Linked DNA regions of Homo sapiens: region 2 is linked to region 1. Evidence: chromatin loops called from intact Hi-C (ENCODE). Cell type or tissue: endothelial cell of umbilical vein. All regions are shown on one strand. Links, peaks and the distances in the headings refer to the core of each region. The heading gives the core; the rest is flanking DNA. Region 1 overlaps PDZRN4 (PDZ domain containing ring finger 4). Region 2 has its middle 170 kb from the start of LINC02400.

The links. Hi-C counts contacts between places; a loop is a spot of excess contacts. Peaks named below come from ENCODE experiments on the same cell type or tissue, not always from the same donor. Only the 100,000 strongest peaks of a DNase experiment are listed, where the experiment ranks them.
Region 2: a loop joins it to region 1, with 13 times the contacts of the local background. A loop is called at or near these places in 2 of 110 quality-filtered maps.

Annotation. Positions count from the first base shown.
Region 1 is chr12:41,514,048-41,530,852 of GRCh38, forward strand. The region is part of intron 5 of PDZRN4 (PDZ domain containing ring finger 4); the gene reads left to right. Among named protein-coding and RNA genes, the nearest start is that of PDZRN4-AS1, 110 kb to the left of the region's middle. In endothelial cell of umbilical vein, for the core only: no CTCF peak of the experiment used is centred there; a DNase peak (open chromatin) is centred at 8,024; H3K4me3 peaks cover 211 bases; H3K27ac peaks cover 2,193 bases.
Region 2 is chr12:41,924,478-41,941,282 of GRCh38, forward strand. No RefSeq gene overlaps it. Among named protein-coding and RNA genes, the nearest start is that of LINC02400, 170 kb to the left of the region's middle. In endothelial cell of umbilical vein, for the core only: no CTCF peak of the experiment used is centred there; a DNase peak (open chromatin) is centred at 8,214; H3K4me3 peaks cover 902 bases; H3K27ac peaks cover 711 bases.

The DNA.
Region 1 (16,805 bases), core at 3,813-11,812:
TAAGTACCCTTTATGCGTCCAATATCATAAAAACGTAAGCCAAAAAAATTTAGAACTTTGCTTGAAGAGGTATTAAAAGTGGAAAAGAGAGGATAAATATATGTCAGAGTTCTATGTACATGTTAACCGAAAACCAAACTTGGACCAGTGTCTATAAATAGGAGTGAGCACTTAGCATATTAATTAGCTTCCTCTTGGCAGTCCTTATGCAAGGCATAAGTAAATCCTTGTGCTGTGCTGAGAAGTGTCATTTTGCAAAATGTATTTCCTGGAGCTAGATCCCTGCAAATATGTGCTGAATATTTGTGAGACTTTAAGTATATAATCTCTCTCTTACATAAAGAAAAGAGAATCATGAATCAGGGAAATTTTCATTCAAAAAATAACAAGAGGATAATTATTAACTACATTCTATCATATTTTTTGAGCAACTTCATGATTTGTGAAGCCAGTGTTGAAAAAAAAACAAGTCCCTAGCATGATGCATGTATAGAGCTATATGGATCTTAAGGCTCTGAGGGCAGCAGCTTTATCTGCCTTGCTTATCATTGTATCACATGGTCTGTTTCACAGTGGGTGCTCAACGCATATTTCATGAAGGAATAAATGAGGGTTCCCATTGGTGTCTGCATGGACCAACTTCTGAGCCACTCAGTCCCTTTCCTCTTTTCCATACAAAGGGAAGTGGAAAAGAACTTGGGACCACTGTCCAGTTATAACAAATGCCCTCTTGCTTTCCAGCAGGTATTTGTTCTTGGAGTCAGGAGTTTTAATCCTAATGCCATTTTTGTCTCAAACACTTGTAAGGAAAGGGCAAAGAGGGTGAAAAATAGGGAGACATAAGTAATGTAGTAGAAAGCTAATGGTCTCCATGAAAATTTATCTTTACTGGCCACCTTATAAAATCATAGAATCTCATATTTGGTATAAATTTGGCATGTTCTCTAACAAACACTTGTACCCCCTTTATTACTTGTTGAACAAGGGCTCAATCAGCATATGTGAGAAGCACTGCAACAGACAGGGAAATAAGCGCTTCCCCCACTAGCCAGCGGGGGCTGTCTCTGTCCATTCAGAGATGGCTCTGTCCATCTCTGATCTTGAGAGAGGCAAACCTATCAAAGAGTTTGAAAGCCAGTGATGGAAGAAACATGATGGGTATGAAACATAATTGATAAAGAGACCATATGTTATCTGTATGTTGAAGTAGATAAACGAGAAAATAGTGTATAGAGTATAAAAGAGTAGCATATTTAGATTTGTTTAACTCACTGAATGTCTTCCACTTAGTCCCTTTTCTTCCGCTTGTTAGTCACATTTTAGAATCATTAATGAAATAGCTAAAATAATTTTATATCACTTACTACTGGGGCAGTAAAATAATCCATTAAAAAAATCACCTTCATAAGTGCCGTTCCTTTGGGAAATTTACTGAATTGAAAACTGATCTGGATGAAGTGTGAAAATTTTTTATTACCTGAGCATTAAAGATAAGATGGTATTCTGTCAGTCTGGAGTTGGTTCACTGAGGAGCCTATTAATGTCACCACCATTTTCTCAAATATTTCAGATGAGAATCTTAGTCATGTAGGCCAAACCAATAAGTGATCATATATCGGAGCTAGTATTTCCAGATGCTCTGTGGCATGTTTCTCCTTATCACTGCTGCCTTCCCTTTGTTTCCAACAATGTTCTACCTTTAGGCTAGTTTTTGGTGTCTTGTAGCCAGTCCCTAGTCTTTGCAGGCTGTCCTATTCACCACTGCCAGATCAAACCTTCTCAAGTGTGACTCTCATTGGTTTACTCCTTTGTTTATCATCTTGTATGACTCTGTTCCTTGAATTAATTCTGAAATCCTCTGCCTGGCATTGAGGGTCCTTGGAACCCTCTCACCACCTCACCTTTCCAGCACCTTGGGGTCAAACTCCACAGCACAACAATACTCAGAGGAAGCTGTGTGCTTTCCTTTCTTTGTGCCTTTGCTCATGGGCTGCTGTGCCTCTGGAATGCTTTTCTGACAATCTCTGCTATCATTCAAAGACAAGAGTCAAGCATCACTCCATCAGAAGCATTCCATGATGTCCTCCTGCCATGTACCGCAATCTTTCCCACCACTGAACTCCCACACCGCATTCTGTAAATATTTTCTGTCGTTTAGATTATGCCCCAGGCTATAGTCATTTATGTACTTGTCTATTCTTCTAAATGGATAGTCTTTCATAATAGAAGTGACCACTTGTAATTATCTGCACATCACCAGGAGGGCCCAGCACATGCCCTGGCACACAGTGAGTCCTCAGTAGTATTTGTGTGATGAATGAATAAACATTGCTGCTACTATTCTTATTTTATAAGTCCCCAAAACAAGTACAAAGTGCTAAATTGGGGGAGAGGAGAAGAAGGCTGATGGAGAATAACAATTTGAAATAAAGTAAGAAAGTCTTTTTTCATAGGATATCAATTTGTCTAGTAATTAGAGGAAATGGATTTAAGTGTATACCTGAGCCAGTTTGTAAAGGAAGAAAATTGGGATTTTTATTGTTTCTATTTTACCAAGGAACATATGCGTGTTTTACCACAAATGCGTAAGCTGGTGAACCCTGGTAGATAGACATGCTAATTTATGTAGTTAAAGAATGACGGGGGTTCTGGTCTGTTAGGGTACCTATACATCCTGGTTTGCCCTAAACAGTCTTGATGTATGGCTCATTATGAATAGCAGCTTTTTTTTTTTTTACTTTCGAAAGTATCCTAGACAATACATTGTGTGGTTGTCCTGCTTTTATACTTATTGAACTTTAGTTGAGACAGATACTTCATAATCACATGTTGTATAATCCTAACATTCCAAGCAGAATTTCTTAAATTGAATACTTAAGTTTATTAAATTGCATGATTTCCCTAAATTGAGATTCCTTTTTATTTTCTTGTAAGTCTTGCATTGTGACTAGAAAGAAAAATGCCACAAAGTTGGCAACAGTTACCACAGTATTATAATTCTTTCCGATTTCTTACTGAACGAAACAAGATTAGTATTGCTATTAATTTGTTCATGTAATTTCATAAAACAAATAAGAAGCAAATCTGTCTTTTGCCTCACTGATTGTGACAACACTAAACCTTATTTCCTAAGAAAACAATGAAAAGTAAATTGAACCTTCCAAGTTGGTTATTAAACCAGGTAAGCATGGGCACATTTATTTTACCAGGGATCTAGATATAAAATAAAGATTCCTTATACTACATATATGACTTTTATCAAAATGCCGACATTCAATTTTTGTTTGAAGATACTTATGATACACATTCAGAGGATTTCCTTGCATTACTGAAAGGTGTCTGTGAAAGGTTGTGTTTAAGGTGCATATTTGCATATCAAATCATATTTTCCAGTGACTTCTATTCTGCTTTCAAAAACTGTTTTCATAGTGGCAGAAAAAGGAGAGCTGTCTTTTACAATATAAAGCAAAATTCATATTAAAGATTCTAATATTCTTTTCAGAGGCAATAAAATAGAGTGGAAGGAAACAGACTAGGAGTGTGGCCCCAGTTCTAGATCTGTCTCTTGAATGAATCATATTCCACCTGTGTGCTCCACAGAACAACCAGTGTTGGCTGTGGAGTGATTGGTCTGCATCTATTTCTAGAATGTAACTCATATAAGCAAAGTGAGACAAATTCATGGTCAAATCCTTAAAAACTTTTACGAGTATTCTAACAGTTTAAACATATCAACCCACATTTTTTTTTAGTTGTTACAGAGAAAGCCCACACACTCACATGGCCTCACACTGGTCTATGTGTAGTAACCATATATCTCAACTGGTATCAAGTAGCACACCTCTCCGTATTATCTCTGACTTTAGCTTTAGCATTCAGAGCAAGTTAGCTCATATACATTTACCAATTTGAAATGGAAGATGCAGTCTGTAAAAACTAGAAAATAAATTACTTTATTTACATATAATACATATTTGTTAATTTAAAAATACAGAAAATAATCCTAGTTTGAATTTTTTCTTCACTATATCACATTGTCTCTGAAATGAATGAGTGGAATCCTAAAGATGATGTGTTTTATATTAGGATTACAGTTCTCCTTCTCCTTCAAGGGCATAAGCTATTGATAATACTCTGGTTTCTGGTTACATATTGCATTTACCAATATTCACTGTCTATTAAATAATCCAGTTCAGTGTAACTGAATATAAATAAAAGAGAACCAGTAAATCCAATCTATGCATTTCAGATCCAAAATACAATTTTTAAATATGATGGAAATTGTACCACCTAAGATAACCACAGTTTATATTTTGTGTGTGTTTTCCTCTTCTATGTACACTGTATGAGTGCAATTTTGCCATTTTTGGGGGTTTCAGCAATTTTTCCAGATTTTATTTAAATCATTAAGAGCTATAATTAACTGCTTTATGCATAAGTCTTTGTCTGCATTTCAGAGTTATCTCCCTGAGAAAATTTTCCCAAAGTAAAATTATTGTATCAATGCACAAGAATAGTTTATAATACTTCAGATAAATATTTATTAAAAAATTGCTTTCCAAGAAAAGATGTATTAAATTATTCTTACAAGCAATATATGAGAGTAGTATCATTAGTATTAAGTGGGCGTATTTCCTTTATTATTATATAACCTTTATTTAAAGCACATTTTAAAAGGAGCATGGCTTGAGGCCAGGAGTTTGAGACCAGTCTGGCCTATGTAGTGAGACCCCGTATCTACAAAAAAAATAATTAACTGGGCATGGTGGCATGCATCTGTGGTCCCACCTAGTCAAGAGACTGAGGTGGGAGGATTATTGATCCCAGGAGTTAGAGGCTGTAGTGAGCTCTGATCACACCACTGTGCTCCAGCCTGGGTGACAAAGCAAGACCCCCAACTCTATATAAATAAATAAAAGGTGCTTGGAATAAATATCCAGTTTATGGAAATAATATAGTTTCATCAACATAGTAAATGGGCTTAACATTATAGTTAGTATGTAATGTATACCTACTTCCATGTCAACTGTATATTCAAATATAGGTCCATAAGCATAAGGTTGAAAAAAAACAGATAAGTTTTAAGAGATTTGAATTTTCAAAGTTGAAGGACATTTTAAATGAAATCAGGAAATGCCTCCTAAATTAAGCATGCTCTGCCCCAAATCTGCTTGTTCTTCTATGCTGTCCTGTTTAACAGCCTCATCAGCTGCACAATTCTAAGAGTTACTGTGTTCTGAGCATTTACGGTGTTGCTGGGCTCTCAACTACGTGCTTTAGAGATCACCTCTAATCCTTAAAACAAACTTGCTTTCTAGGTAAAGTGGCACAGACCAGAAAGCTGACAGCAGCCCTGATTCCTTCCTACTTCTCACCTCCAACATCCACAAAATGTTCTCAGTTGAGCCTGGTGCATCTTCACAGCCAGGCCCTATCCCCAATTCCTCTGAAGCAGTAGTCCCCTCACGTCTTCCTGATCTTAGTCTCTGCCACCTCCATCTCTTTCTTACTATGAATGATCGTGTCACTCCTCTGCTGAAAATTCTTCAGTGATTTTTTTTTTATTGCTTCTACCAATGCTCTTCAATGCCTTTTCATAGAGGAAAAATGAGGAACGTGAGGGGTCTTAGCCCACCAAGTCTGGGTGTAGGGCCTAAAGAACAATTTCATGCCAGTTTTGTGCTTCATTTTCTTTTGAAATTTGCGTTTTACCTCTTAGTAGATATATTGTGGTTTCCCCACACCCACTTTCACAAATTGATACTCCAGGAAGATGCAAAGTGCTTAAATTGTAGTTTTCTGGCTCCCCTGACATTCCAGTTTGGAAAACTCAGGCCTATATAATGAAATGTAAACTCCATAGCACATGAGGCACTTCCCCCCATCTGCCTCTCTGTGCTCACCTCCCACTAATCCAAGTGTGATGTGGGAACGCTGTGCTTCTGCACACACAAACTGCCTGCAGTTCCCCAGGGATGACGTTTTCTTGGTTTTTTGTTTTTGTTCTTGCTTTCCTCTGCCTAGAATATCCCCTCTTCTCTTCCTCCACACTGTTCTATACCATTGATTTCATGACGGAGGTAGAAATAAGAACACAAAAGCAAAAAAGTTTTTTTAACTCTTAAATATTTGACAAACAAAAGATATGGTTACAGTTTTTCACTTAAAGAAGTACTGAATTCTTCTTTAAAAATGCTTAGATTCTGGCCTCTGCCCTCTCTTCCATTTGCCTTATGTGCCATTATTGTTTTTTCTTACTTTGGGTTCCGCCAAAAGTCTCTAACCTTCTTCAATATGGCTGACCTTGTTTTATGCATCCCTCTCTTCCAAGTACTCTGCACATGGTAGAATGATTGAAGCAATGACTAAATCTTAAAGACACTTGCAGGCTAGCAAAGCTAAAGCATAAATCTCGAAAAGGATTTAGAACTGAGACTCTTTGGATATACCTCTCACTTTTTCAGAAAGTTGTTTTGTTCTTCAAATTAAATATGAGAGAAAATATGATCATATTTTTGTAGTTTAAATTTGAAATTATTATTTACTTTTCCAGTAAACATGCCTAAATACAGACACACACACACACACACACACACACACACACACACACACACACAGCCTCTAACTCAGCCGCATTATTGGCTGGTAGCATGTTTAAAGTGTGTTGATGGAGCAAATAAATCTTTTGGCTCATTTCAAACCCAGAGAAAGATGTCAGCAGTAATAATGATGTTTACAGATGAAGCACTGGATGGTAATATTTTTAAATACAACAACAAATAATCTACGCCTGTAGTCATCATAAATGAAACAGATTAGGAGAATGTGAAGATGAAGGCACAAAGCTGATAACCACTTGGCTTGAACTGAGATACAGCACTTCTAGACATCGTTGAATTTTAAATGTCCATATTTCATTACTTAAAATAAGACATTTAAGGCAACATATGTTTGTATTTGGTGTTGATGCAAGCTATTATAGAAGTCACAGTTTTGGAACCGAAATCTAATTGTAAGTTGGAGCTCTGCAGTAGAAGTTATTCACCAGCCGAAGTTAAAATTGACCAGTCTCTCAAATATTCTTTTGCCTGTGCTTTCATTTCATTGTTCTTGCCCTCTTACAGATATTCTCTTTTCATATTTCTATTTGTTAGCAAAACATTTCAATAGTAGCAAAATGTTAGAAGTTAAATCTGATACTTTTTCTTCATTCTGTAAAACACATTGACACCATTTGCTCTTTTTGCTCTCTTGAGCATACCAGGTTTTTAAAGTCCCAGATTCTTCTCAGTAGGAATGAAGGATTCTATAAGAAGCAGTTACCAAATAGGAATTTGCTGTAGAAAGCTTGTTGGGAAAAAAAAGTTATACATTGTATAAGATGAATAGAGTTCTTTAGTAATCAAGGCACAATAAGAGATATTAGAGATAGAAATTTGAAATAATGGAAAAACACATATGGATTAAAAACGATTACATCATATTTGGACCAAAGAGAGTTAAAATGAAGAGAACTTTGACATGGTGCATATGAACCATAAGGAGGCTATAGAAGCACATCAGATGTACTTGACAGAGGAAACTGAAGCCTGTGAAGGTTAAATATTCACCTGTCACAGCTAGTTAATGGCAAGTGCTGGGCAAGAATTTCTTCTTTCTCTTAAGAAATGATTTTTTTATTATTTTAAAAGGACTGTATGCTTGTTATTGGTATTTCATTATTCAGTTTCCCCTTTGGCATGTAATTGAGTATGTGTTCTTTCCTAGACTGTGTAATTGTCAAGAGGATATAGTATTTCACTTTGTTTTTATAAACAAATTAAAACTAATACATCCTACATATTATGTGATTACCTGTGGTTTATCTTATGAGAGAGGCCTAAGACTCCTAAATAGCCGTTGGAAGGGTAGTGTTTTTCCAAGGGAATGTTTATGAGTAACTAGAGGATCCACTGACAGCTGTTGAGCCTTTTTTGCAGCCAGGAAGTTCATAATCCTTAAAGAATTTTTCCTTCCTTTGACTTGTACATGGCTATCTGCCAAGTAAAGACAGTTACAAATCCTTTTAAGCAAAGGTTGTAAATATGCTTTAAGAGCATGTGAGCAATGCAGTTGGGAAATTCAAAAGAAAACTGATTCCCTGTGTGGAGACATCACTAAATGTTTTTAGTTAATAATGATTTAATCACTTCCTGTCTGATAGACAAAGAAATTAACAAAATCTCTCCCTCCAAAATGAAAGTGAAAGGGACTCCAAACTTCTCTTTGTCTCACTCAGATAATTTGCATGACCAGCAGACTTTCCATGACTTACTTTTTTCTGGGTTAACTTGAAGGTCTAAGTCTCCCAAATGATGAGCTTTTAGATTTATTCACCTTAACATATTTTTTTGGAATGCATTCTCATGCAATACAACCGAGTGTAGGATGGGTAAACTAATTCACAGACATAGATTAATTCATATAGGTGGCAGCACATGTGAATATTCAATTAGTTTTACTATCTGATTCTTACAGAAGGAAATGAATTAACATTATCACCACTTCAATACTGGACTGGCCGTTTTATATGCAGGTTCTATTCTTTATGTCTGCCAAAAGAAAAGAAAGCCATACGTTCTCTCAGATGTTGGGAAATTAGCTTTAGGGTCATTTCCTGTCACTTTCCTTAATGGTCTTAAACATGTGCATAGCTGTATGGTAATAAAGTATAGACGTTCATAATATTATAATTCAAAATGATCAGTAGCTGATTAGTATCAGATCAATCATGTGAAAAGGATTCTAGAAGACTTTCTATTCCCCAAATTATTTTGCTCATATTCCAACTATATGAAATAAATTCCCCTCATTAAGTCCTCATTCACTCTTCCCTATAAATAACTTGCCCAATAATTTACAAGTCATTCCTTCAAAAACTTTTATTCCCAAGATACTAGACATCTAATTGTATCACTCTTATTGGAAGAGAAGTTGTATTTAGGTATATTTGGAATCAGCCTGAAGTGCACTCAAATCAGACTCCAGTGCTTAGTCCTGTGTGACCCCTCTGAGCCTCGGGTTCCTTATCTGTGAAAAGAAGATAGTATTAATAATACATATTTGTTAATATTAAATGTGATAATATATGAGAACGTGTAGTCCTGACTGGCACATACATGGTAGATATGTATATATTCAGATATATGCCATCATTTCGTGGCCCTGAGAGAAAAATGGCTGCCAGTTTTCCCAATTAGCTGAAAGGTCCCTCTCATGTAGATGCTGTTGACTGAGGAAGAAAATGCTGGAGAAGGAGCATAGCTATAGGTTTGCTTGTGGACAATTTGAGACATGGGAACATTCACGTGGAAGCGTCTAGAAAGTAGATGGACACATGGAGTTACAGCCAAACATAGTGAGCTCAGTGGAGTTCAGAGCTAAGAATGTCAGCCTTTAAGTGTTAGTTGGAGCCTGTGACTTCACACATTGCTCAGCAAATATTTATTAAGCACCTAGTTCGTATTAGAGACTGTCTCAGGTACTGGGAACACAGGGGGCAACAACATGGTGCCACTGCTCTCCTGGAGTTTGTATTCAAAATGGAAAGAAGCAATAAAAATTAAGAGAAGTAAGAAAATCTCAGATGAAGATAGTGTTAGGAAGAAAATAGTGTGAAATTCCAGTATGGGACAAGTACAGACAGAATAGCCAAAGAAGGCATCTCTGAAAGCTGAAAACTGAAAGAAAGAACCACCCACACAAAGATCAAAAGGAATAATAATCTTCACCAATAACAACAACTATCCCTTGCTGGAAAGTACTAGTGTATATTGACTCATGTACTCATTTTTAAGCCACTTTATAGAGGTATGAACATATAAAATCTGTGCATGTTTAATGTGTACAGCTTGATGAGCTTGGAGAGAAGTATACACTTATGAAATCATCACCACAACCTATGCCATAAACATATTTAGTAAAGTTGCAGGATACAAAATCAACATATAAAAATTAGTTGCACTTCTGTACACTAACAAGGAACTGTCTGAAAAGGAAATTAAGAAAACAATTTCATTCACAACAGCATTAAAGATAAAATACTTAGGAATAAGTATAGCCAAGGAGGCAAATAACTTGTACCCTGAAATGCATAAAATAATATTGAAATAAATTAAAGCAGACACAGACAAATGGAAAGACATCTCATGTTCCTGGACTGGAAGAATTAATATTCTTAGAATGTCTGTACTACCCAAAAGTGATCTACAGATTCAATGCAATTCCTATCAAAATCCCAATGGCATATTAACTCATTTAAGCTTTACTACAACAGTATGAGACAGGTATTATAACTATTCCCATTTTACATATGAAAGAACTGAGGCAGAGAAAAGGTCAAGAACTGTTCATAGTGGGTTAATGGAGGAGCTGGTATTCACATTGTGGTAGCCTGGCTCCAGAGCAGATGCTCATCTACAGAAAGGGAAAGTATAGAGTTCAGAGTCCCTTAGGAAAGAAGGAGCTCAATGTACTACGCAAAGAAAAAGGCCAGAGTTGTTGGAATGGTGTTTATAGAAGACAGGGGAGAATTACAGGCCCGATAATTCAGGACCTTGCAAATCATAAGGCTTATGGATTTTATTATAAGTGAAATAAAAGGATATTAGAGGGATTTAAGAAGGAAACAGCATGATTTCTATTTTTATATTTTATTTTATTTTAATTTCTATTTTAAAAATATAACTTTGGCTGCCTTTTGGCGAATACACTGTCAAGTTTGGTAAGGACACAGAGAAAGGTGGTAAGTAAGAGGTGATTGTGTTAATTCAGGTGAGAGCAGATGGTGATTTGGTCAGTTAGTAGAAGGGAAGAGAAGCCAGTGAATATTTTTGAAACATGACAGACATTATTGCTGATTGACTAATTATGGGAATAAGGAAAACAAAGGAGTTGAAAGCAGCTTCTTCATTTTTGAAGTTGAGCTATTAGATAGCTATTTCCTAAAAGGAGGAAAACTGAGGGAGGGAAAGTGTGGTGTGGGGAATTAGGAGGCAAAAATCAGGAGTTTTAGGGCACATTGGGTTTCAGAGACCTCTTAGACATGCATATAAAGATGCTGAGTGGGCCGCTATTGCAATACAGCACTCAGGGAGATACCAGGCCTGGATGAGAGAGTCCCAGGGGAGAGAAAAAGGCCAAAGACAGACTTTCAAAATTTTATTACCAACAAACTAGAGGTCTAATTGTATCGCTTATTTGAGGAGGAATTATATTTCACTATTTCTGGAATCAGCCTGAAGTGAACTCAAATCAAGCTTCACTGCTTAGTACTTGTGAGACGTCTCTGACACTCAGGTTCTTTACCTGTGAAAAGATAATATTAATAATACATACTTCATAGGATTATATGAGATAATATATAAGAACATGTAATATCATGGCTGACACATATGTGAAATATATGTAAATATATATGTATGTATATATAAACTCATAGTGTAAGTATATGCCACATATACACATATGAAACCATATAAATGATGGAATATAGATATGTAAGATAGATATAGGTATAGACAGATCTACGTAGATTTGTTATATATCTCTATTCCATCATTTAACCATTGTAAGTCTCAATTTCATCACCTATAGTAGAGAATATTTATGAAGAAAGGAAAAAATGGAAAAGAAACTCCATACCTTGTGGATGATAGGGTCCGAGTACAAGCACTTGAAACATGATTCAGAGCCATGCACAAGGAAGAATGCTCTGAGAAACATAGTAGGTCTGAATATATTCAAGTGTCCTTCATCAAAAAAAAAAATTCAAATTAAGCCCATTTGTATATTTGACTTTCATATTCTCTATTGTCCCTTTTCCCAAACATCGTAAAATAGTACTTTGATTCTCTGCCATTTTTAAAAAATCTCATTTATTTCTCAACCCATTGAAATCTGATTTGAGGATGATGAGAAATAGTTGAAAGACCAAATCCAGTCCTACCTTCCACTACCTTATAATCTCAACAACACCTGGTGTACTTGGCCATTGCATGTTCCTGAGAGGCTCTTTCTCCTTTGCCTCCATAATACCACACTGCCCTTCCTTCCAATTCTAGGACAGCTCTATCTGGACTAAAGCTAGTTTCCTGTATCTAAATGTGGGGCTACTAAAACCATATGTCTTAGAGCTATGGGGAGGCTTAAGAGAGCTGACCTGTGGCTCTTGGCATTCTGAGCTGGCAGGGAGGATGGGGCTGCAGGAATCCTCAGTGTGCATGGCACCCCTTCATCCCATTTGTCTGGAATCTCCAAGCTCAGAGACTCTCTGGTTCACAAGTGCTGGAGAATAAACCTCTTGGTTCTCATTTGATCTTGCCTTAGCTTAAGGCTTTAACATAATCCCTTCTGCTTTTCATTTTCCAAGGATTTCTCATAATTTCCAATGCACGAAGAGTTGCCTTGCTTATTTTAAAACATGATGGTAATTGTTGGAATGTGGAGCATAAGGAAAGTCCTGACAAAATAAATTAATGTTGTTATTAAACATAAACACAAATTGAAGAAATTTTTGCAAAATATTTATAAAATACTTGTTTTTCACTGCTTTTTAAGTTTCACACACCCTACTATCAGACATTTGTCTCAGTTCTTAGTTTTACAACTTTATGCACATAAGTAGTCAAAGATATAAAATTTTGCTGCTTCACAGTCTAATTCTTATGCATACAAACACAGATCATGGTATTCCCATAATATGTAATTAAATACACAGTGTTAAATTTTTTTGATATTTTACTAAATTTTGCTCTTACATCCAAAGATTTTGAAATGACTTCCACTTCTACTGTAATATACTGATGCTTTCCTTTCAGCTATCTGAAAGCCATAGTGACCCAATTAAGTTCAGCAATAAATATTTTTGAGCAATACAGTTTCAGGTTCAATGCTGAACATTGGTAAGCCAAAATAAATAAGGCACTGTCTTCTGTTAGATGTAGATGTGGAAACGGGAAGACATATATAATTACACTACCGTGAGACATTCACAATAATAAAATACAGATGTGGTACAGAGAAGTCAGTGGCTGACTCTTTGGGAAATGGGCAGTGAGGAAATGATACCTGAGCAGAATTTTGACCAGGCAGACATTTAAGGCAAGAGCAAATGGAAAGGTGAAGGCACTGACAAGCACAGGAGGTTCCAGGAAATGCAAATAGGTCAGTCTAACAGGAGAATTATGTTACAAGAAGTGAAGAAAGACATGACTGGACCATGGGCAGGACCATATAAGGAAAAGCCTTTTCATAATGAGAAACTTGGACTTTACGCTACAGGTAATGGGACAGCAATTCCATATTAGAAGAAGTGTGATGGAGGTCAGATTAGCATTCCAGATAGACCCATTTTTGTAGGAATTTGCAGGAACAAAACCCAAAGAAAAGCAATAAATGAGGGGCCAATTTTTATAGACCAGTTGGGATATGAAAATAACTAGAACGTTGAGAATAGAAGAGGATTGAGTCAAATAAGTAAATAAGGGCTTTTTAAAATAAGCACACATTATTTAAGTCAACTGTTATCTTTCCCATGCGTGACAAGTGGTTATGAGCCAAATTTTCTTTATAGCCAACCACTGACCAAAGTCATTTGGGCAAGCTTGACATTCAGCACAATGTGTCCTCCTTGATAAATGTTCTAAGGAGCCAAGACAGTCACCTGTCAAAATTGATAAGTGAGACGACAGTGGGGAATGCAGGCTTATTTGTAACGGCACAGCTGCCAGCATTTGCAGCCTGTTTACCTCTAGACTGATTCTGTCTCACTCTGAGGTTTTTCTATTTCCACCCAAATAGCCCCCAAAACACATTGAGGCTATGCCTACCTATGTGAGATATTCATTCCAGACCAGTCTGCAAGTGCAGGAGGAGGATAAAGAGGCTACTTTCATTAGGCTATTTTCACAACTGAAGAGTTTCAATAGCTTTAAAAGAGACGGCATGAACTTCATCAATTCTCTGTAGCCATTTAGCAAAAAGGGTAGTAAATTCTGTGAAATAGATTACAGTAGTGCCTACTTCTAAAATCCTAAAATGTTCATCACCTCATGCATGGATGGTGTCTGAGGAATAAGGAGCCGTTTTTGGGGGGTTTTTTGTTTGTTTGTTTTTGTTTTTGTTTTTGTTTTTGTTTTTAGGACTTAGTTCTGAACAATAGAGTGGCTGGTATCTTTAAATTAAATACACAGGAAGGCACTTAAACTTCATCTTCTGCTTTTGTGAAAGAAAGAAATGAAAGTCTCAGAGGACCCTCCAGGGCTTATGTGAAGTCTCCACAGTGCACTCTGTACATAAACTTTTTCTTTATTTTCTCTTTACAAATGAGATTGTGGTTATTTATGTATATGAACACATTGCTTGTAAAACCTAGAAAGGAAAGAGCCAAATTCTTAATAGAGCAACAGCAGGACTTAGGTCTGCCCACTGTGTGGTCATCAGCAAAACTTCCATTCATTGTGGAAACTCAAAAATTCTTGAGTTGTTTTTAAAAACATGAGATATTAGACAAACTCTAATTACGGCAGACTCACATCCACTGCTTTTTAGCTCCAGACCATCCTGCCTCGCATTGTTTGTGTTGAGAAAACATATTTTTGAAGATTAAACTGATTTTTCTTATAGAAAGAAAATAACAGTTCTTTGAAACTACAGTTTCCTTTACTTTCCGGCACACAGCAGTAAATTGTAAGGTTTTATTCTTTAACACATAAGTTTTCAAAAAGTGTTATAACCCTGGTAATGTTCTGAAGGTCCTGCCTTTCATCTGCTGCAGACATTTGCCCTATTGACAGTTTAAATCAAAATTTTTATTGCAGTTTTTTAAGTCCTTTTTTTTTGCTACAGCCTTCACATTCTCCTGCTGAGATTATTTCAAGACCTAATAGACTCCATCATTAGAAAACATTTTATAGTACTCAAATTGGCTTTTCCTATGTTGAATTTCATCCACTTTTTCCTCTCCATTGCCCATTACAGAAGTAATTTGCAGAATCTCCGCATTTTAGCCAGGAGCATTCAGAGAAAGTGACTTCCTGGGGTGCTGGATACCAGTGGCATCGCCAAGCTGAAAAGGACTGAGCTTTCTAGGGCTGGTATATATTCAAGAGGAGTGTGCATGCATGTGCACGTGTGTGTGTGTTTGTGTGTGTGTGTGTGAATTTCTGGATTTCCAAGTGTACCAAATTACTGTCTGTATTACACTCATTTCTCATTCCCTTTATAAGCTGAAGGAAACGTGTTTGCACAGTCCTCTTTCCATGGCCATATTGTCCTAGATGAGATATTGAGTTAAATTTGGTTACACCAAATAGTATTAGGAGACCAACTAATTCAAGAGCACTTTAGTGCTACCATAATCATGCAACTTCCTTTTTTTAAAAGATGATATCCCTAATATCTAGCATCAGACACACACATTTATGCATTTATGCAAAAAGTGTTTATTCTTTTACATTTTATAAGGTACTACTAGGATAAAAGATATATGCACCTTCTGGCCACAGTGAATTAATATCTATTATTCATTATAAGTCACAAATAACAGTTGCCCAGTTATCTTAGAAAATGCCAACCTTAGGCAGTTATAAAACTATTTTCCTGACTCTACTCTTCCTATGTTTTTGTGGGAGTTCCTCAAATCACTCCTCAAAATCCTTCCAGAAGATTCTGAGTGTCCTCAGGGTATGTGTCATATGTGATCTCAAACTCTTTTGTTGCTATTCCATGAAATCTGACATTTTCCTTCTCTCTGGCTTCAACTGTGCTGATCATATCCTCTTCTGGACCTAATGTTCTGATGCCCACTCTCTTTCCTTCTCTCCACTTCTGACTGGTTCAGACAGGTTGCCCAGATCACGGTGTAATGCCATGCCATGTTCCAACAATTACCTCAAGGAGAAGAAGCAACCTGTGTCTGTCTTTATGCTTTTGGTGCTATCAAGAGTTGAAATGGGTCTTTCATTCTCACTATTTATCTATTATACTTTTAGAACAACGGCATAAGACTTCCATGGCAGATCTACAATACTCTGAGTGATAAATACTATGCTACAATATCAACTTGCCTTTGAACAAAGATTCAGTGAATGCCGTCTACCCAACGCTCACGTTTAGAAAAGGAGCATGATCATGACATTGCAGTTCTGTGCATGCCTGAACCACTATTTTGAATTTTATGTTTATTATTATCTTGTTTATCTTTATAATTGTGCCACATAAGTTTGTAGCTCTAAATAATGTGTTATTTAACTTTGCATGTTTATATACATGGAAAAATATTGAATACAGTATGGTTCTTCTGAAACCTGTATTTTTTTCCGAAAATTCTGAACAAAGTTCCTAGGTCATCCAAGTTGTAATGTGTAGCTGGAAATCACTCGTGTTCACTGCTATATGGGATTAACATTTTTTAAAATGGTGCAGTTTATGTATTCACTTGGTGGGCGTTTGGGTGTTTTAGTTTTGTAATATTACAATGTGCTGTGAACATTCTTTTATGCATAGACTGGTGCATATTAATAGAGTTCTCTGGGGGAACTCCTGGGCATAGGATATGCAGATCTTTATAATATATTTACTAAGAAGTTAGTGCTTGAGCAATTCTGACTCATACTAATTATGTGGAGGTGCTCCCAGAGCACCACATTCTCACAAACACTGGGTGGGCATGATCGGACTTATGATTTCCCTGACTTTTAATTTTCTCCAGTTGGTTTAAAATCTTCCTTCTGGTGATATCGAATGACGTTGAGGATCCTTTTGAA
Region 2 (16,805 bases), core at 3,750-11,749, 410 kb after region 1:
GAAAATTCTGATGAAATTTTAAGGAATCCTGGAGTGTTGTTTTGGAACGAGTTCTCAGGTCAAGTCCAAGATCAGCAGAAAAGTACACCATGACCACTTACTTTAGGTGCAGGAGGAGGCCCATTGTTATAACGCCACACATTTGCTATGACTACATTAAACCTTCTTCAGTCATCACTGCCCTAGTATAAATTATTTTCTCAGAGGATTTCCAACATAGACCCTATGAGAGTAGAATTTTGTAGAAATGATTTAAAAATAGATTCAGAGAAACAGACATTGCTCTAAGAGAACTGGTCTGGGGAAGAGCCCTGTGTAGCCTGGGATTACTTGAAGACCCTGGAACCCCAGAGATCTAGAAAGCTGTTCAGAAGAAAGGAGAAAGGACAATCTCTGTCACCTACACCACAGTTTTTTCCAGAGAGCTCTGCTGCTTATCTCTATCAGGATATACGTTTGGTGATTAAAACACCAAAACCATCAGATTCCTATTCAACTATAATGACCCATCCTTATAGACTACAAGACAATGTTTTTGTCACACAGTAGTTCCATATTAATTATTGCATATCATGGTAAGTAAAATAGTAGGGGCAAGAAAATAGAAGGCCCATGTTTAAAAGGAAATGATTATATAATAAAGTTGTATTGCAGGTCAAAAGAAGAGGATAGTCAATTACTAGGGCTGAGCCATTTTGCTAACCACCTGGAAAATGTTAAGTCAGATCCTTACTTTCACACCACAAAGGAAAACAAATCTGGATGAATTAAAAGTCTAAATATTAAAAATAAGAATACGGGCAGTATTTCTGTAATCTCAGTGTGGGAAAACCTTCCCAAGCAAGACTCAGAGGCCTAAAGAAAATGACTGATTCAGCCAATAACAAAATTAAACATTTCTAAGATTTAAAAATACTATTAAAAATGTTAAAAGACAAATAGCAAACTGGAAAAAATGGTAAACACATTTATATATCCAAGTGAACACTGACTATAAAAACTGTTGTAAAACATAATAATGTCTTCTACAGTTTCAAATATATGAAGCATTAATTCATGACAACAATAGAAGACAAGTTGATAAAACTAAAGTTAAAGTGACCTAAACTTCTTGTATTATCTGAGAAAAGAGTAAGAGCAACAATTAGCATTAGACTCTTATAATCTAAGCTTGTATGTTGTAATATGTAATAAAAGACTAATAAAACAATATGTAGCTTCCAAACTAGAGGGAGAATATGAACCTAAAGAAAGACAAAAAAAGAGAAAAAAAGAGGGACAAAAAAGAGGTAGGGCAAATAGAAAGCACACACTAAAATGTTCAAACTAAAGTGTTTTTTAACCCAAGTACATGAATAATTACAATAAATGTCTATGAATAAGTTCTACAATTAAAGATGAATATTTTCAAATTTGAATTTTAAAAAAAGTATAAGCAATATATATCTGAACTGCAAGAATACAGAAAGAGCGAAAGGAGGTGAAATAAATACAATGCAAAAACTAATCCAAAGAAAGTTGATGTTAGCTTATTAAAGAAAAAATAGAAATAAATGGTATACTTTATTCTAAAAGAATCAACTCACCAGAAAGACAAACAGTTCCCTATTTGTATGCATGTAACATTACCTCAAAAATTTTAAAGCAAAACTTGACAAAACTACAAGGAGAAATATAAATCTACACTCACAGTAGTGATTTTGAAACACCACACGAAATCAAGAAAGATGAAATAAATGTGAAGACTGTAATTTGCCCAAATGCACATTTATTGAAAACTGCACCCAACAACTGTGAAACAAATAATCCTTTGAAAAACACAAATCATCTGCAAAACTTGTCTATATGCTGAGCGGTAAAGCAAGTCTAAAAAAATTTCAAAGCACTGATATCATACTGAGTTTGTTCTCTGATTACAGTGCAATTAAGCTTGAAATCAATAAAAAAAACAGAAAATTACCTAATATATGGAAATTAAGTAATAAACATCTAAATAACTCATAAGTAAAAGGGAAAAAATCACAATGAAGTTAGAGTAGATTTTTAGCTGAATGATAACAAAAAAAAATACCATTTGCCAAAATTTGTGGGATGCAACTAAAGCTGAGTTCAGAGGGAATATAATCTTAAACACATATTTAGAAAAGAAGAAAAACTAAAAATCAAGTAAGCTTCCATCTCAACAAGCCTAAAAGCAGAAAATAAAACCAAGATAACAGAAGGAAAGGAATCATAAATATAAGAGCAGAAATTAATGAAGTAGAAAAGAAATAACCAGTAGAGAAGATCCACAAAGCAAAAAGTTGGTACTAAAAGAACTAATATAATAAGATTGAGCAAAAACCAGTGAGACTGATTAATTTTAAAAAATATACAAATAACAAATATCAGAATAGAAAGAGAGTCATCACTACAAATGTTACCTAGGTATAAAAAAGATAACAAAAGGAAATTATGCACTACTTTATGCCAATAAGTTAGAAAATTTATATAAAATGTACAAATCTTAGAAAAACAACTTATCTATTGTAACTGAAACAAGAAGGATAGAAAGCAAAGCAATCTTATATTTTAAAAATGGAATCTGCATTTTAAACCTTCCCCTTGCTCTCCCAAAAAAGCAAAAATGCCTGACCAAACAGCAAATTCTCCTAAATATTTAGGAAAGAAATAATGCCAATTTTAAACAAACTCCTTCAGAAAATTTTTTAAAAAACAGAACAATTATGTAGCTAGCTTTTCCTTACTACAAAAAACTGACAAGGAAGGACATTATGTGAAAAGAAAATGACAGGCCAATTTAACACATATGTTAAAACCTTTAGCAAACTATTAGCTAACCAAATCAGCAACTTTTTATAAAGAAAAATACACCCCATAGACCAGTTGAATTTATCCCAGGAATATAAGGTTGGTTTACTATTCCAAAAAATCAGTGTAATTCACCATGTTAATAAAGGAGAAATATCATTTCATTATCTCAATAGCTGCATTAAAAGCATTTGATTATAGTCAACATCCATTTACAACTTAACACACACACAGACACATACACATCTTTGCAAACTCGAAATAGAAGGGAATGCTCCTAATCTTAAACCTACTTATCAAAAACAACAATATCCACCATATCAAATGGTAAAATGTTGAAAGCAGTCCCTTTAAGATGCAAATGAGACAAATATACCTATTACAGATATTTTTATTAAACATTATACAGGAGGTGCTAACCACTGCAGTGGAGCCAGGAGATAAAAGACCTACCTATTGCAAAGAAAGAAATAAGCTTTTATTTTATACAATCAATATGACTGCATATGTAGAAAATCTAAAAGAATAAGGAGACAAATATAACAATAAAAAGACAAAGTATATGAAAAAGGAGCTTGCAAAAAAGTTGACATCAGACAAAGAAGAGTAGTCTCTGAGAGATAAAAATCAAATATGATACATCTATCATTGCCTGAATTTAGTCTGTAGACCACAGAACAGGGAGGTGAAAGCCAGGCAGAGCCCAGAGGACTGCTCTAGTTGAGGAAATGGAGCTTAGAGCCCAGGGAGAACAGGACAAACAGGGTTTACAGGGTCAGAAAAGAAAGAGTTGAACGAAGATAATCCCAGAGATCTGCAGAGGGTCCTTTTCTACATAGTATTCAGCAAAGTAGCGATCAGCAGACATATGAAAGGACACTACCCAAGGCCAAGGAAAGAACCATCCAAAAGGCTTAGAGGAAACAGTATTCAGTGTTCACACACAGGCCAGAATAGTGTCTGTGCCCATGAGTCAAACTGAAAACCTCTTAGTAGACACAGCATTGGGTAGAGAACTCAAAAGGATTTTGCCTCAATAATGGAAAATAACTTGTCCTATACTAAATGCCAATCTGTCCCTGCCTAAAAAATGCCCAAAGTTTGAAAGGATCAACTGTTTCCAGTAACTTAATTGCATCCCAGAACAAAGCTCAATAATATTTATAAGGGCTGGGCGTGGTGTCTCACACCTGTAATCCCAGCACTTTGGGAGGCCGAGGCGGGCGGATCACCTGAGGTCAGGAGTTCGAGACCAGCCTGGCCAACACGGTGAAACCCCGTCCCTACTAAAAATACAAAAAAATTAGCCGGGCGTGGTGGCAGGAGCCTGTAATCCCAGCTACTCAGGAGGCTGAGGCAGGAGAATCGCTTGAACCTGGGAGGCGGAGGTTGCAGTGAGCCGAGATCGCGCCATCACACTCCAGCCTGGGGGACAAGAGTGAGGCTTCCTCTCCAAAAGAAAAAAATAATAAAATAAAGCAGTCAGATTTTTTAAAAGATATTTTACGTACGAAGCTAAGACTGACCGCAGATTTCTCTTTGGAAAGAATGTGAGCAAGGCAAGAAGACAGTGCATCAATATTTTAAAAAGTACTAAAAGAAAAAATTATTAACCTAGAATTCTGTACCGAGTGAAGACAGCCTTCACAAATTAAAGTAAAATAGCTGAGTAGATTTATCACGAGCAGACACACATTACAAGAAATGTTCATGGATTTGCTTCAGGCAGAAGGTAAATAATACCAGATGCAAATATGAATCTACACAAAAGAACAGCACTGAAAGAGTTACCTATACTAGTAAATATAATTTTTTTTATATCTCTTTAAAAGATAATTAGTGACCCTAATAGGTATGGGGTTCCTTTTTGGGGTGATGAAAATGTTCTAGAGTTAGACAGTGGTGATGATTACACAACCTAACGAACATACTAAAAACCACTGAAATATACATTTTAAAATGATGCATTTTACAGTATGTACATTATATCTTGATGCAAATAAATAATAAATATTTTTAAATAATTGACTGATTAAACAAAACTAATAACTATGTATAATGCAGTTTATAACATAAGTAAAAGAAAAATACATGGCAATAATAAATGTTAATTGTCCCAAAAGTGACTTACAAATTAATTGCATGCCTATTCAAAATTGCAGCAGGATATTTTTGTATAAATTGATAAACCTATCCTAAATCTCATATAGAAATGCAAATGACCTGAAGAGCGAAAACAGCTTTGAAAAGGAAGAACAAATGTGCAGGATCCATAAGAATATAAAAATCTTAAAGACTGAAAATACCCACTGTTGTCAAGGGTACAGAATAAGAGAAACTGTCTTATGGTGTTGTTAGGAGTCTAAATTGCATACCCTATGAGCCAGCAATTCCACTCCTAGCTATATACTAACAGGAATACAGGCACATGTGTACAAGGAGACACCTACTAAAGTGTTCCTATCATAGCATCACACATCACAATAACCAAAACCTGGAAACAATCCAAATGTTCATCAGTAGTAGAACAGATCAACTGTTGTCAACTTTTATACAATGGAATTCTAAGCAAGGAAGAGAAATAACATGGATAAATCATATAAGCATGATGCTGATAGAAAGGAATCTCTGATATACCTTATGCGTAATTCTGTAAAGTTCAAAAATAAGCAAAAGTAATCCATGGTGTTAATAGATGCCTACTTGGATGGAAAAGTACAACAAAGTAATCACCACCAAAAATAAGAAGATACTGGTTATCTTTAGTGGAGAGGGAGTGAGCTTTCATTAGGAACGGGCAGCCAGGAGAACTTCCAAGATACTGATAATGTACATTTTCTTAATTTAGATCATGGTTACATAGGATTTATTTTATGACAATTCATTACGTTTCTACATGTATGTTTTACGCATATTTTCATAAGTGATACACAGTTTGAAACTGAAATGCCTGGGGAAAAAAAAACATTTACTTTCATTATAGTAGAATTTGGATTATAGCTATATGTTGAATCTGCTCTCTTTAATCTAAATAGACTACAAAATATTTTTAAATATGAAATAAAAAATTTAAAATATATAACATACTTCTAAAGCATGGGGAAATAAAAGATTCTGAAATTTCTGGAAGTGAATAGGAATGGATAAAATGATAAGAGAATGGAAATTTAATCAATAGGAAGAAATAGCTTCTATTCTCAGCTAGCTTAAAATCTTTGGAAGAGTAGTGGTAAAGAATAAACAATCCTTATCCCTCTTTCTTTACTCAATCAAAAGCACTTAAGCTCTTTCCAGGAGTATAATATAAATATGAGTAATGGAATTGATTTTCTATCAAACACACAAGAAAAAATCAGATGAGCTCTATTCCTTTCAAGGTATTCATCTCAGGAAGTTAGACACTTTTTGCAATGAAGCTTTATTAATGCAAACATTTTGGCATGCCTCTTGAAGACCTGCCTTTAGCGCCTATGGCATTCTTTAATAACCTTCAGGATGGTAAATTCAGCCTCTGAGAATGAACTGAGAAAGTGATTTGGCTCTATGTCTGATAAATAATACACGTAAACTCTTTCACTCAGAATGCATTGATTTGATGTAAAAATCAAAATATGGCTGTAAAGGAATGGGACTAGTATTAAAGGAAATTCCTAAAGAAAAGTTCCTTCTGAAAAATAGTTTGAACGATAACACCATTATTGAAATAAGATTCTTGCATCTTAAGTAACTACCTTAGAGATAAGCACAGACTTCGTTCACTTACTCAAAAAATGTTAATTGAATTCCTTTTGCGTACCAGACATTGTTCCAGACCCACTTAGGGATAAAGCAGGGAATTCAATGGGCAAAAACTCTGCCCTCATGTAGATTACTTGAATATATGCTTATTAAAAGTCTGCCTCATAATCTACTTTCACTTTCTGGATTCGTATGTTTAATGTTCTCCGTGGTCTTTACAGCATTTTTACAGTATTACAGGATTTCTGAAAGTACATCAGGGTTTATATCTCTGTCCAACGAGATGCTACATGTATGTAAATGGTAAATTTCCAAATGGCTTTCCCAGTGGAAAATCAAGGCTTGCTTATCTTTAACTTCAGAGCTTTTAGTAAAGAAATGTAGTTGATACCCCAAAAATACGTTTGTTTTTTGTTTGCTTGACAAGATTAAAATTCACTGGTGTATTCATAAAAACTAGAATATGATCATTTTGACTGGGCCTTGTACAGAGAATTTGGTCAAGTAGATTCTCTAATTACCTAGCAATGACAGCATTTTCCAAGGTGCCCAAGGAAGAGGGCATCCCACTAGTCTAGTAGTTCATAACTCAGCACCCTAAACCTCAAAACACCTACTGGAGGCCGGGCGCGGTGGCTCACACCTGTAATCCCAGCACTTTGGGAGGCTGAGGTGGGCGGATCACTTGAGACCACGAGTTCAAGACCAGCCTGGCCAACATGGCGAAACCCCGTCTCTACTGAAAATACAAAAATTTGCCCAGCGTGGTGGTGCGGACCTGCAGTCCCAGCTACCGGAAGGCTGACGCAGGAGAATCACTTAAACCCGGGAGAGAGAGGTTGCATTGCGCCACACACTCCAGCCTGGGCGATAGAGCGAGACTCCGTCTCAAAAAAAAAAAAAAAAAAAAAAAAAAAAGCTAATGAAACAGGATGTCAGCGTCTGGAAATCAGTTGGCACACACTCAGCTACTAATCAGACCTGAAAAATAAAAGCTAGCATACTAACCAAACTCAGAATCAAAGAGTCAGAATTTTGTGATCGCCCCCATCACCATCATTCAACAGCTTCTGACACCACCACCTCTAATCCTACCTCAGCTCTGTCGCCCAGGCTGGAGTACATTAGTGGGATCTCGGCTCACTGCAGCCTCCACCTCCAGGGCTCAGCTGATCCTCCCACCTTGGCCTCCCGAGCAGCTGGAACCACAGGTGCGAGCCAGCCCACACGGCCAATTTTTTTATTTTTTTGTATTATAGAAAATGAGTCTTGCTATGTTGCCAAGGCCGAACTCCTAGGCTCAAGCGATCCTCCCACCTTGGCCTCCCAAAGTGTTGGGATTACAGGCGTAAGCCACGGCGTCCAGCCTTTGATTCTATTTTACAGGTGAATGGAAAGGCTTTGCTCAACGTTCAAACGCCGCTGCCCAACCTCTCTGCAAAGAGAAAATTGTGTCTGTTGTTTACTGACACAATTAGCAATGGGTTTGAACACAATCTGCAAGGAAGAGGAAACCAGCAGCAGCGCGGCGCTGGGCAGGCTGCAGAGCCGGGCGTTTCCGCCCCTGCCCAGGGGTCGCCGTTGCGCACGGCGGTGCAGGCTGGGAGCGCTGGCCCGGCGCCCATGCTGGCGAGGCCCCCACCCTCCCAGCAGTCTGACTCTTGCTGGCGCCGGGCCGGCCACGCTGTCGCCTCCCCGCCGCGGAGTTCTGCTTCCTGTTTTCCAAGCCTAAGTGCTTTTTAATTAGCCTTCATCACTTCCCCAATTTAACTACAACCATTACGGGCTCCTTGCCGACAGCACGCCCACCTGGCATCCCTGCACTACACCTTTGCGCGCACCGGGCCCAGCCGGCCCAGTCCCTCAAGCATCAGTAGACGGAAAATGCTCCTGAACGCCCCCGCGACTGCATGGAGTCTGTGTGCATCTGTCCCGGCCTGGTTCCTTTGTGCTTTAGGATGGCAGGTTCTCACAGGCAGAAGAAGCTTATTGTTTATTTGTATGGCAAAATTCGATTTTTTGCCAGGTCTCCTGGATATTTCCAGCGCTGTTTATAAAGAGGGAGGGAGAGCTTGGAGGTGGGTACCTGTATGCAGTTGATTTTTAAACTCACATCATGCAGGGATTTGGGAAGGGGATGATTTTTGCACTTCTTTCATTTATTATTTAATTAATTATCTGTTTATTTTTGTTTTTTGTAATTACAAAATGTGTAATTTATTTAAGAACTAAATTTTTTTTTTTTTTTTTTTTTTTTTTTTTTTTTTTTTTTTTTTTTTTTTTTTACTGGAGGAAGAGAATCAAAGCACGGGCAGTTTACATAGAGACCCATCATAATCCCAGAGGCTTTCCACCTAGGAATGTTTCTCCTGGCCTCCTCACCCTGCTGCCTCCCATCTGCTCCATGGGGCCATCCACCCACCCTCTAACATCCAACAGAACCCCAGAAATGCAACAGATGAGCCCTGAAGAGGAAAGGCCTCTGTTAATTTTTATTGAGCCTTGTCAGTTGAAAAGAAACACACACACACACACACACACACACACACACACACACACACTGACCAAGAAGTCCTTAACAGTCCCTTCAGCTCTACTCAACTTTAGACAGATTTCCTCCTGACTATAGCCCCTGACTTCCCTTTCCTTGGAGCATTTACTTTAGAAAATTTGCAATTATAAATTCTTTCTCTGCCCCTTAGAGATGTAAATCTTCTCCCAGCCTCCTGCCAGTTTCACAACCCAGGAATGCCTTTCTCAAGGACCTGGGAGTCATCCTTTTGAAACACAATCATCAAGAAAGGACAGAGCTCCTATCTCTCAGTCTCTGTGGGAGCATGGGAGCCTAACTTGATAAGCAACTATTTGCAGACACAATGTGATGACCTAATCACATTGACAATTCCCCCATCCCCAATGTCCACCAATACTTTTCTGCTAGCTCACTCTGTGTTTAAAAACTCTCCTACCTTTTGTTTCAGAAAAATTGAGTTCAGTCTCTCTCCCCTATTCGCAAACACCTGAAAACATACAGCTCCTAAAAGAGGTCGTAAGGGAAAAGCCCCTTGACACTGACTTCAGCAATAATTGTTTTTTTAAATATATAACTCCAAAAGTTCAAAAAAGGTTACAAAAGCAAAAATAAATAAATGGTGCTACATCAGATTAGAAAGCTGAACAGTAAAGAAGACAATCAACGGAATGAAATGGCAACCTACAGATTGGGATAAATGTTTGCAAACCATATATCTGATAAGGAGTTAATATCCAAAATTTATGAAGAACTCATACAACTCAATAGCACAAAAACAAATAACCCAATTTTTTAAATGGGCAACGGACCTGAATACATATTTCACCAAAGAAGACATTGAAGTGGCCAAAAAGTATATGAAAGGTGCTCAATATAATTAATCATCTGGGAAATGTAAATCAAAGCCGCTATGAGATATCACCTCACACCTTCTCAGATGGCTATTATCAAAAAGTCAAGAGATAACAAATATTGGAGAAGGTATGAAAAAAGGGCGGGGGGACTCTTGTACACTGTTGGTGATAATGTAGATTGATGCAGCCATTGTGGAAAACAGTATGGAGGTTCCTAAAGAAATTAAAAATAGAATTTCCATATGACCCAGCAGGCCAGATGCAGTGGCTCACACCTGTGATCACAGCACTTTGGGAGGCTGAGGTGGGCAGATCACTTGAGGTCAGGAGTTCGAGACCAGCCTGGCCAACATGGTGAAACCCCGTCTCCACTAAAAATACAAAAATTAGTTGAGCGTGGGAGTGCACGCCTATAATCCCAGCTACTCGAGAGGCTGGGCAGGAGAATCACTTGAACCTGGGAGGTGGAGGTTGCAGTGAGCCAAGAGTGTGCCACTGCACTCCAGCCTGGGTGACAGAGCAAGACAGTCTCAAAAATAAAATTTTTTAAATTTATAAAATAAAGAGATAATTAACTCTTTAAAGGTCATAGGGGTGGGGCCCTAATCCAACAGGACTGGTGACTATAAGAAGGAGAAGAGACACCAGATCTCTTCTCTCTCCTCTCCCTTCTCCTCTTCTCCCCTCTCCTCCCCTCTCCTGCCTTCCGCCTCCTCTCTCTCTCTCTCTCTCTCTCTCTCTCTCTCTCTCTCTCCTCAAGCATAGAAAAAAGGCCACATGAAGACAAAATGAGAAGGGGCTGTCTACAAGCCAGGAAGAGAGGCCAAAAATTGAATTTCCCAACACTTTGAGTAGTAACATGGCAAATTACTGAAAGTTTCAGCTGGTTAGGCAGAACTATTCAAAGAAGTATGTGTCTCAGCACCAACTGGAACTATCCCAAGCTTCTATACAGGGAAATTTCTAATAGATTGATGTTTTGAAAGGGCATGTACCAAAGATAGAATGAAGGGCAAGTGAGTAGCATCGGTAAGATTAGGACAGGAAAGTTAAATAGCACCGTGAGCTAAAGCTTAGGAGAAAATGCTAAGACAACACGAAGGCTAACCATGCTCAATAAATCAATGAAAATGGAAGGAATGAGCCCACTTCTTGAGAAAAACTGTGTAATAGTAATATATGAATAAGAAACAAGAGTCCTTAACAGCCCCTGTCTTCACCAAAAAGAAAGACATTCAGATTAGGAAAAGAACAAATATGGTTAAGAGGAAATTGAACAGCTAAGTAAATTACAATACTTCCATCTTTAACATATGAGGCAGCCACTAAAAATTATGTTTCTAAAGACTCTTGAATAACATAGAAAAAGGCATGGCATAAGATTAAGTGGGAGGGAAGCAGGATACAAAATTGAATCACAAATAATCTTGATTTATGAAAAAATAAAATCAGAGAGAAAGTACCAGATGGCTATCTACCAACACTGCTTGTCTCTCACTGGTAAGATTATGGGTATTTTTTGCCTCGATGTTACATTTTTATGAACTTTCAGGCAATGAATATTTGTTACTTTTATAATCAGAAAATGGAAGTAGAAAACTAAAATCAAAAATAGGAGTCCAAGGTACTTGAAGTATTGTGAGGCAGCTTTACACCAGTATTAAATGAGGCCAAGAGTCCAGACCCAGGAGCTGGCGATGAGGAAATCAGTATCAGTAACACCTAAGGACTCATAAACATTAAGTCAGAGACCAGAACACTCTCACTTTCAGAATAATGGGAATCTTAAACCCTTGGGCACTATATCTCAGGAAAACTCTTGATTTGATAGCTTTGAGAACCTGGAAAACGTGATAGAAAAGGAGCAGGCTTAGCTTTATTCTGCCCATCATTCCCCAAAATGTGAGCTCTGTGTTGCTTGTGATGATGAACAAAACCTAGTAGAAACAAGATGCAGAGGCCCCCATAGCCTCCAGCACTGTGTTCCCTGGGGCCCAATGCAGTCTACTTGTAATTGATGGCATCTGGGAGTCAGGGCATAAGTTCTCTGTTTTTCCTGGAGCCCACTTTTCCTCCCAGATGTTGCCCCTCCCTGTCTTCACTGCACTCTGCATCTGCCCTCTCCTGGTCGTTTCTAGTCTTAACGATGGTCTAGTCGGTCCCTGCTCCTTCTGGCAGGTCCTTCCAGGCTCTCCCTGCTATAGCCTTCTTTGTCCGTGGGCCACTGACAGCCAGCCTTGACAACATCTGAGGATATTTTCCAGTGTGTGCTTCTCATAACTAGCCCTGCAAGACATTCCGTGATAGCCCATGACCAAGGGGACTGATGGTTTAAGCCATGAGAAACTCCCTTTGGGAGATTCCTAATGCCCATTAGCATAGTAAAGGTTTTTGAAATGCCTACAATAAAGATGCTTGCTTAAATTTGGCCAAATTTAATAAACTTCTAAGACCTTTTTTTGAAAACATCCTGTTAAATCCAATAAATTTGTAATCTGAGAGCACACTTTGTTACCCTTGGAGGACACTGCTAATGTAGCTTCCTCCCCAATAACACGTTTGGCCTAGAAATAATCTGTAGCTCCTGTGCCTTTGTCTAATATCCTGATGTTGGAATTAGGACACCAAGGCCCCTTGACAGCATCAAGCTGCAGCTTCTGCATCAAACCACATGAGAAGTGTCTGACCTGCCCAAATGGAAGTGGACTCCACCTCACTGCAACCAACAGACTGGAGTCCTGATCCTTTCACTTTATTCCCTCTGACCCTTTCTTCTGAGCTATGTTCTGCTTCTTATATCTCTCATGCTATCCACCAAAGACTACTCTGCATAAAATCTCAGACAACCAGCAGATATTACCAAAGAGGCAATTAATCAACCTATTATGCAGCCTTGCTCACAACCTATCTTTTCCAGGGTTTTTCTAGAAAGGATATTTACATCTTGATTGGTTTTTGTGATAATTAACTCATAGCTCACTCACCACTTCTTTAGGAACACGTCCCTGACCAGATCGGAATCCCAGCTGTAGTCCCTTGCCCCCTCTTTGGCACCATAAACCACTCCATGAAGTACCTGTCACAGTTACTGCTTCACATGTATTTGTATGAACATGTAATTAATGTCTGTCTCCCTCACTAATACTCATGCACAATAAAAACTGTATTCCACATACTACCACATCAAATGTTTTACAAATTTTTCCACTTAATTCTCATAACAACCCAGTTAAGCAAGGAGGTGAGGAGTTGCAGTTATTATCCCCATTTTATAAATGAAAAAACTGGAGAATACTAGTTAAGGAACTTGACCAAGATTAATAGCTAATGAATGGCAGACTGGAATTTGAATCCACGCATTCCGATTCCAGAACACGTATGAGCCTCTAGGCCCTATTATCTGGCCACTAGACACTAAATTCCATGGGGGAATGGACCATATCTGATTTTGCTCACCACTGTATCTCAAGTGCCCAGCACATATAATCTTTCATTATATTTTGGGGGGTTCTGCGTTTCTTTTTTTTTAAGAGATGGGGTCTCACTCTATCACCCAGGCTGGAGTGCAATGGCATGATCATAGCTCACTGCAGCCTCAAACTCCTGGGTTCAAGTAATCCTCCCACCTCAGCCTCCTAAGTAGCTGGGACTATAGGCACAAGCCATTACACCTGTATATTTTTTAATGAATAAATGAATGGATAGATAAATATAATTCAAGTATAAAATTCAAACATTTCAGAAATATACAATATAAAAAATAAAAATCATCCATAATCCTACCACCACCCCGCCCAGGGAAAACAATTTTCAGCAGTTTTCTAACTGTTCCTTACAAAGCAAACCTTCACCAGGCAGTGTCATGAAGTACATTCGGTATGTGACTGATTCCATGAACGTTGGGGACCTCATGAGGATAAGAAATATTCCACTCAGGACAATGCATTACATTGGTACGTTCTTCACTCACCTCTGCTGCCACCACACAAATGCTTATGTGTGGCTTAATATGAACAGATGATGAATAAACAGATGTTTATCACCAAAGCAGTAAATAACATCATACACAATATCTGTGGTGAAAAAAAGGAACTATAGTCTCAATAAGAGTACAGTTATGTAGACTCAAATGGAACGAGTAACAAAACTCAGAAAGGATGCAATACATATTAAAACTGAAAAGGGATCCACAGCAGCAGCCGCATGCTATCTCTGTTCCTGGCCTTCCCTACATTTCTAGTTACCATTTCAGTGAAAACAGAATGCACTGTCGTTTGGTCATTTCTGCAAATAACACAAAACAGAGAAATAGATATTCTAGATGATAAAATCAGTTTTTAAAATTATTCCCACAGATGGAAATAATGAGTCAAAACCAACAAGATTAAATTTAGCAGCATATAATATAAAGTCTGGATATAAGTTCTAAAACTCAATCATATAAATTTAGAATGGGGGCCCCATTTCCTTGTTAGCTTATAAGAAAAGCCTGGACACAGCCAAAGGATGATTAAGCAATCCACACTTAAGCAGCAGATATCAAAATCAGTTTCCAAACTTAGATGTGCAGGAAATGTCTATTTTCTATAACTCGGTTCAACTTCTGACTTTGAGATCTAAATCTGCCAAGCAGGCAAAAAATATAATCTCAGTCATTCTCGAAAATTTTTCACCTCCCTAGAAAGTTTCAGGACTCTTATACAGTGGCAATGTCCAGGGGATAGGGTGGGCCCTTCTGTCCCAGGACATTTGTCTGCACAGCCTGTAAGGACCCAGGGCCCTACTGCTCCATGGCGCTCTTGGGCCATCCAGACCCTTGCCAAGGCCTGAGCTGTCTCTGCTTTCCATCTCCCCACCTCTGTTGCCATCAAGTAGGACTGGATCCCCATTACTCAGGGACCCACAGGCCTCTTTCTCCACCTCTCTCCCATCCTCTGGCCTCCTTTTTGGCCTTGGGAAATTATACTCGCAGAAATACTTTCTTACTTTCTTTTTGTCTTTGGCAAATCCCCTGGACACTTACATAACTTCAGTAAACATTCCAAGTTCCAGTATGGGCTTAGGCTTCTGGAAACAAAGTCCAGAAGACTATACATTGCTTCTGCTCTCCACCTGACATACATCTCTCTGGGGCAGCAAGGGAGTGCAGGCTACCTGCTTGAATTGGAGGAATGAAAAGGGAAGATACAAAAAGAAACAAATCAATATCCGAAAATATGCAGCCATAAAGGTAATGGAACACTATTTTATGATATTAAAGGCAATTCTATGGAGTGGCAAAATTAGAAGAAAATGTGTACATGAAATAACGTTAAGTGAGAAAGAAGAATACATACATAAGAATGACTCCAATGTAGAAATATATAATTTTATAAGTATTGAAAGCTAATTTGAAATGACATAAATTGATTTAATGTCCACTGTAATATTTTTATGTAAAACTAAGTGCATAATAACTTTGAGAGAATAAATCATACCAAAGAAATGTAAGACCAGTTAGAATCTTTTTAGCAATATTTAATTTTTATAAACTAATTGTGAGCTAGTAAAATGTTTAAGGAAAGTTAATGCAACTTAGAAGTGTGTGGCAGAAACTGCTAGCCATTTAATAAAATATATTCTTCCTCCATTGTAATTGAATTATAGCAAGTTACATGGCTGTCTAAGCAGACCACATTCCCCAGTGTCCCCTGTAGCAGGTGCAGTCATATGACTAAGTTATTGCCAATGGAACCAAACTGGAAGTGATGTGTGCTACTTCTGAGCCCACGGTGGGTCTGCTTTCTCCTTGCTGTCTTTTCCTACCTTTCTAGCTAGAACCCATCCATGGCTGCTATCAGCTTCAACTAAGATGATTCCAAGGCCCTAAAGGATGGCAGAACAGCACACCAGAAGGCACCTGAATCCCAAAATGACCAAGTGGAGCAGCACTCCCCACCAGATTAGAACATTCACCTCTGACTACCACAGGAAAGAGAAATAAGCTGCTGTGTTCTTTAATTCAGTTTCTCTCTTGTTTCTACAACTTTAGCTTACCCAGATAAATACAGTGTGCATCACCAGAAGCCTTACATTCAGCCCTATTTAGCTGATTATATAACTGTACTTTTTCAGTGATTAACTCTGTTCCATTGATACCCTAAAGAAATAGGTTCCATTTTAAAAAGAGATATATAAAAAACAAAAGCATAACCCAAAGGCAAAAACTAAGATGGACCTCTTCTTCTGGTGACAGAGGGAGAGACAGAGAAGAGGGTTGAAGCAAACATCTGTTTAAGTCCTATGGCAAGCACTTCACAGGGCATCTCACATATATTATGACATTCCACTCTGAGAGCTGCGGTTTAGCCTGGAGCAAGAGATCCATCTTCAAATATTTGAAAGGCCATTCTAAGGGAAGAGAAATTCTCTTTCTTTTTTAGATTTTTGTATACTTTTTACCATGGGTAAATAGATTCTTACTGTAACACACTCTCAAAATATAGGAAGACATGGAATAAACCATGGTAGTTGCTGTCAAGCCTCTTTCCTCTCTTCAACTCCCCTCCAGAGTTATCCGCATTATCATTTCCAAGTGTATTCATCCGTAGATTTATTACTTGCAGCTTCATAAAAAAGCCAAGCAGTTCACACACCATGACCTGCAGGAATCCTTCCTTGAGCTTCTGCCCTCAAAATTAGCTAAGGTAACTTCTCTGGTACCATCATAGCATTAGTACCATTCCCTAGCCTTGTACTTAAACATGATACGCTATTTATTTAACTGTCTTGCCCATTTGGCTGTATGTTCTTTGAGGACAAGAAGCCTTTTATTTATTCAAATAACTGCACAGAGACTTCATAGTAAATTCAATAAATGTCAAACTGAA